2 separate regions of the Homo sapiens genome follow, and region 2 is linked to region 1. A link is a loop called in an ENCODE intact Hi-C map of the cell type or tissue named here. Cell type or tissue: endothelial cell of umbilical vein. All regions are shown on one strand. Each heading gives the region's core, and the rest is flanking DNA. Links, peaks and the distances in the headings are about the cores only. Region 1 overlaps LINC01582 (long intergenic non-protein coding RNA 1582). Region 2 overlaps LOC105371009 (a long non-coding RNA gene).

Region 1 (2,804 bases), core at 288-2,787:
CCAACCCTAGGCAACAAGAATGAAGATTAATGCCAAATCTCAATTCCTGGTTCCTCACATCCTCCTTGATTTTTAAAAAAGTGAGGGAAAAAAAAAAAAATCTGAGGTGGACAAGAAGCCTATTTGGCCTCCTGCTGAAAAGATATTAGTTTAATACACATTTTATTAAACATTATTTTCATACATGCATTCTGCACCTAGCATGTACGAGGCCATATACTGAGCATTTTGCACACGTTACCTTTTGTAATCCTTGCAATAACCCTTGAATTAAGTAGTGAGCTAAAAAGAAAGAGGCAGAATGGGCCAGAAATCCAACTTTCTCGGATTCTGATTCTGTGCTGTGTCTTGGTGCATAATTTTAAGAATCATGGGTATCTCCCTTCAAGAGCCTTCCCTACTTCCACCACTTCGGAAGTACATCCTGGAAGGGACCAGGTAGAGGCAGAGCCAGCGGCCAGCTGCTGGGAGGAGAAGTAGAGAGGGCTACTTAGTACTCCTCTTCACCTCTCGGGCAGAGATGATAAAAAGGAAAATTAAAAGGATAAAGGCTTAGATATTCCCAGGCTAAGAAAGGAGAAGAAAACCCAAAGTATATTAATATTAACCAAAAGGTATAAAAATATATCCCTGGCCGGGCACAGTGGCTCACACCTGTAATCCCAGCACTTTGGGAGGCTGAGGTGGGTGGATCACCTGAAGTCAGGAGTTCAAGACCAGCCTCATCAACATGCAGAAACCCCATCTCTACTAAAAATAAAAATTAGTTGGGCTTGGCAGCGCACGCCTATAATCCCAGCTACTCGAGAGGCCGAGACAGGAGAATCACTTGAACCTGGGAAGCAGACATTGCAGTGAGCCGAGATCACGCCATTGCACTCCAGCCTGGGCAACAAGAGCGAAACTCCATCTCAAAAAAAAAAAAAAAAAAAAAAAATATATATATATATATATATATATGTATATATATACATACACACACACACACATATATACATATATATGTATACATATATGTGCGTGTGTGTGTATATATATATCCCTAAATCTGGGATGCTTGGCTCAAATCTGCCCTACAAAATTGACCCAAGTTCCCAAGTTGACATTGTATCTCTTGAGAAAGGGGTCTATTCAGTGTTTAGAACTGTAATATATACACACAAATACAAAAAGTACAGAAGATAATATAATACACACCATGCATTCCCCCTCCAAAAATGAGAAGTATTGTTTCCACCTCTAAAAATCACAGGTTTACTAACTTCTTCTAAGAATCTAGACAAAGAGGCCTTCTAAGAAATGTTTTCGATGGTGCCACCTGGTGGATTCATCCTAAAAGTGCTATCTGCTCTTGCTCACAATTAAACTGACTTAAGAGGACAAATTCTCATACATAATGAGATATTTGACCCACTAATTTTTTCCCCCAGCTTTCCTTTATTTTCTCTCTAGGCATCCTCAGCCTCCCTTCCATTCCACTACAATCAACTGATCCTTGGAGTTCCCATTTCATTTCATAGCCTTTCTGCTGCATTAGAGCAATTTTACAGCAAGATTTACAACAATGTCAGGAATAAAGAAAACTGTTGTAAAATAGCCATGGACAACATTACAAACTGGCAATAAAATCGACCATAATGCACAGCTGGTATTTATGTAAGCCACCTGTTCCATTTTTAGCTACTCCTGATCCCTGCTTTTATCCCATTCACTGTGCTTTGAAATACCTTTTACTTGTCTCCTTCTCCTCTAAAGGTCTTCAGAACTGATAAGTTCCAGAATTTGCTGAGCCCTCATATTGGGGTACCCTTGCTCATCTATGAGCCCAAAGGCCCAACATGGCTGAACTTTGCTTCCCAGTCTTTGAACTCTGCCAAAACCTGGATATTGAACAGAAGAAAAGTTTCAGCAAAACCCTCATGCAACTGCAAGATACATTTAAATATAAATACATATACTCATCTAAAAAAATTAAACAGTCAAGGAACTATGTACTGTTCACCCACTATGGAGAAAATACTAGAGCCATAATTTGTAGGACTGGTTCCCATTGAATGAGCAGCATCTAAGTATGAGCTTAAAATTTTACACATTATCTCTAATTCATGCAGCAACTCTTCAAGGTTGCTTGAATCAATTACTCACTACCTCTGTGACTTCAGTAAATAATTCTATCAATCTCAGTTTAGAAGTTGGCCTATCAGGGCCAGGCGCAGTGGCTCACGCCTGTAATCTTAGCAATTTGAGAGGCTTAAGTGGGCAGATCACTTGAGGTCAGGAGTTTGAAACCAGCCTGGTCAACAAGGTGAAACTCCATCTCTACTAAAAATACAAAAAAAAAAAAATAATTAGCCAGGCGTGGTGGTGCGTGCCTGTAGTCCCAGCTAGTCAGGAAGCTGAGGCAGGAGAACTGCTTGAACCCAGGAGGTGGAGGTTGCAGTGAGCCAAGATAGCGCCACTGCACTACAGCCTGGGTAGCTCGGTTGAAGAAGAGGAAGAGGAGGAAGAAGGAGAGGAAGAGGAAGAGGAGCAGAAGAAGAAGTAGAAGGAGAGGGAGAGGAAAAGGGAGGAGGAGGAAGAGGGAAAGGGGAGGGGAAGGGAAGGGGAGGAAGAGGAGGAGGAAGAGGAGGAGGAGGAAGAAGGCGGCGGCCTATCAACTGTGTGGAATTGTAGTGAAAATTTAGAGTAGCTGTTTTAACAGGTAAGATTCACCAAATGTTTATTCTGTACTAAGCATCCTTATAGGAACTCTCCACATATTAACTCATTTTATATAGTCACAACCAACCTATGAGATGAGTACT
Region 2 (2,804 bases), core at 58-2,557, 92 kb before region 1:
AGAGATGTGGAGAGGGTCTTGTGACTGAGGCAGGGAACGGGAAGGGCAAAGGAGAACTCAATGAGGTTGTGGATGTCCTCATTGATTCACTGAATGTTCTCACGGATTCAGGAAGCTGGGAGGCTGGGCAAGAGGTCAATAGCTCTGGAGCAAGCAGTTCAGTTGACCCACAGCCACTTTCCTCATATACATATTTACTGACCTAATGAAAAGTCAGATAGCCCAAGCCCACCTGACCTTGAGCTGCTCATAAACAGAAGGGCTGGCTTCATGCCCACTGTTGGCACCACCAGGAACAAAGTCAGCCCTTGGTAATACAGGGAAGGCCATTCAGAGCTTGTCAGGAACCCTAATCTCCTTTGTGGCCCTCTCACAAGCCTGTTCCTTTTGTGGCAACTGTGAGGAAAACTGGTTGGAAGGTGTTTACAAAGGCTCTTGTCAATAATTCCAAGGCTCCCTTGCCTGCTTCTTGCACCTATAAAGATATCAGAAATCCTCATTGTCTTAGCCCTGAAACAGCCTTTTTGGTTTTTAAAGGAACCCTCAATGCTTTGGTTTGATATTATCCAATAGTCACAGCTGACCTAGGAATTCTGGAGCTTTGCAACCTTGAGAAATCTATAAAAATGGAGTACATCTCATTTTAAGAACAAAAGCAGGGGATAATTAAAAAAAAAAAAAAGCACGTGCATGCCTGTAAGACTGCAAAGTAAGATCTCAGAATACGAAAGAAGGAAGTAAATCTCTTCATGGATTTCCAAAATATTCCCAATGTATTTATATCCCTTCACCTTAAATCATCTGAAAATTACTTTCACATTAAGAATCTCCCTTAAAAATGAGTTAGAACTGATTATTCCCAATTTAAGAAGATGAAACTGCAGTTCCGAGTGGTTATGTAACCAGAGTGGGAGATAGGGTGATTTAAGCTCAAAGAAAGAGGTACTCCATGTGACATAACTTGCAGAATTTCCCAGAAATACTGAGAGTGTTCTGATAACTGCTGTCTCCAACTTGATCATAAAAGTAAGCAACTTCTCTTATGTATCTTTGCCTGCCTAACAGTGAGCTCAGAAAATGGTGACTGAATGAATGATTTTAATGATTGTATCCTTAGTCAATCTGTGAAAGTCATTCCTTTGTTTTGAGGCTTTTGGTCAATCCTCCCAGACAATCTCTTCTCAGGGCTTCACTCTCACCAAATCATTTGCTACCGGAGAGGAATCCAATGAGCCCTCTTCTCTCTTTCCCACATGTGACTCAATCCAGCAATATCTAATCTTTCAAAATACCTCACATTGCATCTCAGAGGCATGTCCTTTGAGATATGAATAGTCAACTAAGTCAGGCCACCAGAATGTTGTAGTACCATGGCATTGACAAGCAGGCAATTAGATGAGTCACTGGGCCATTATTGGGTGACATCCGAGCTCCTTTGCCCTATCATCGGGTCCCAGATGGGTGGTAGTTATGCATAACTGAAAGTCAGCTGCAAGATAACTTCTTGGCTTGCCTGTAAGAAATCCCTTCCTGTTGGATGGGTCCATGAAGCTGCTTCTGTATGTGAAAGCTGGCGAAGGAGAGAGATATGATCTCAGTTCCTTCCTCCAGGGGCTGGAGGACACCATTCAGAGAATCAGGCAAACTGCTCCTGAAAGAGCTTCCCTTATGTGGGACTCTGCAGCTGCAGTCCAACCCCTGGGCTTATTTCTGTCAGTTTCCAGCTTTGTCACTTTTAGTGAGTCATAACAATTTACTACACCTCAGTTTCCACATGTACTTAAGAAAAAAAAAAAGAGGGACTATAATGCCACTTTTATCATTGGGTTGCCATGAAATTTAAAGGAAAGAGTTTGTGTGGAAAGGCTGATAACCTAGTGCTTGACACATTATATGCTTTTGACAAATGTCACTTATTTATTATGGAATTTTTCAAATTTAATGGATTGTCTGGTAAAGATGTGCCACTTAGGCCGGGTGCAGTGGCTCACACCTATAATCCCAGCACTTTGGAAGGCCAAGGCTGGCAGATCACTAGAGGCCAGGAGTTCAAAAGCAGCCTGGCCAACAGGGCAAAACCCCGTCTCTCCTAAAAATACAAAACTTATCTGGGTGTGGTGGTGCACACCTGTAATCCCAGCTACTTGGGAAGCTGAGGCAGGAGAATTGCTTGAACCCGGGAGGCAGAGGTTGCAGTGAGCTGAGATTGCACCACTGCACTCCAGCCTGAGCAACAGAGCAAGACTCTGTCTCAGAAAAAAAAAAAAAAATCTGCTATGTACCACTTAGACAACATTACGTAGTATATATGAGACATTTTTGCTCTTTCCAGGCTCATAGAACATGAACTGTAGGAGTAACCTCAGAGAACCCCCACAGAGCACTTCTTCCCTAAGAGGAAGCAGAGGTCCAGAGGGGTGGCAGTGTCCAAGTCACATCAGTGACACACCAGGATTAGCATTTGGCTCTCCTCATACCTCATCCCCATTTGTTCTACTGCACCATCTTCTGCGCTAATGGTTCACACTATTTAGTTTCTAAGTAAATACCTCTTTGGAACCTAAAAACTTTGTTGCTAGCAATGAGAACTGTCAAAGAATAATTTCTTACATGCTCTTACTCTTACAAATCTAAGAACTAAACTCTTTAAGAGTTTTAGCATAGATTTCTGATAGGCAAATCATAAAAAATCATAAAGTGGGGGGGGGGGCATTCCAGGATTGTTTGAGGATAGAGAATGCACACATATCTTAACTTTCCATTGAGACATATTGTTTAATCATATTTTAATCCAATATTTCAAA

The links. Hi-C counts contacts between places; a loop is a spot of excess contacts. Peaks named below come from ENCODE experiments on the same cell type or tissue, not always from the same donor. Only the 100,000 strongest peaks of a DNase experiment are listed, where the experiment ranks them.
Region 2: a loop joins it to region 1, with 7 times the contacts of the local background. A loop is called at or near these places in 16 of 110 quality-filtered maps.

Annotation. Positions count from the first base shown.
Region 1 is chr15:98,083,895-98,086,698 of GRCh38, forward strand. LINC01582 (long intergenic non-protein coding RNA 1582) reads right to left here. Exons shown (of 4, transcript NR_120325.1): 2 at 1,728-1,880; 3 at 1-6. Among named protein-coding and RNA genes, the nearest start is that of LINC01582, 3.5 kb to the right of the region's middle. In endothelial cell of umbilical vein, for the core only: a CTCF peak has its summit at 1,340 (motif pointing left); a DNase peak (open chromatin) is centred at 1,317.
Region 2 is chr15:97,992,069-97,994,872 of GRCh38, forward strand. The region is part of intron 2 of LOC105371009 (a long non-coding RNA gene); the gene reads right to left. Among named protein-coding and RNA genes, the nearest start is that of LINC02251, 9.6 kb to the right of the region's middle. In endothelial cell of umbilical vein, for the core only: no CTCF peak of the experiment used is centred there; a DNase peak (open chromatin) is centred at 1,543; H3K27ac peaks cover 851 bases.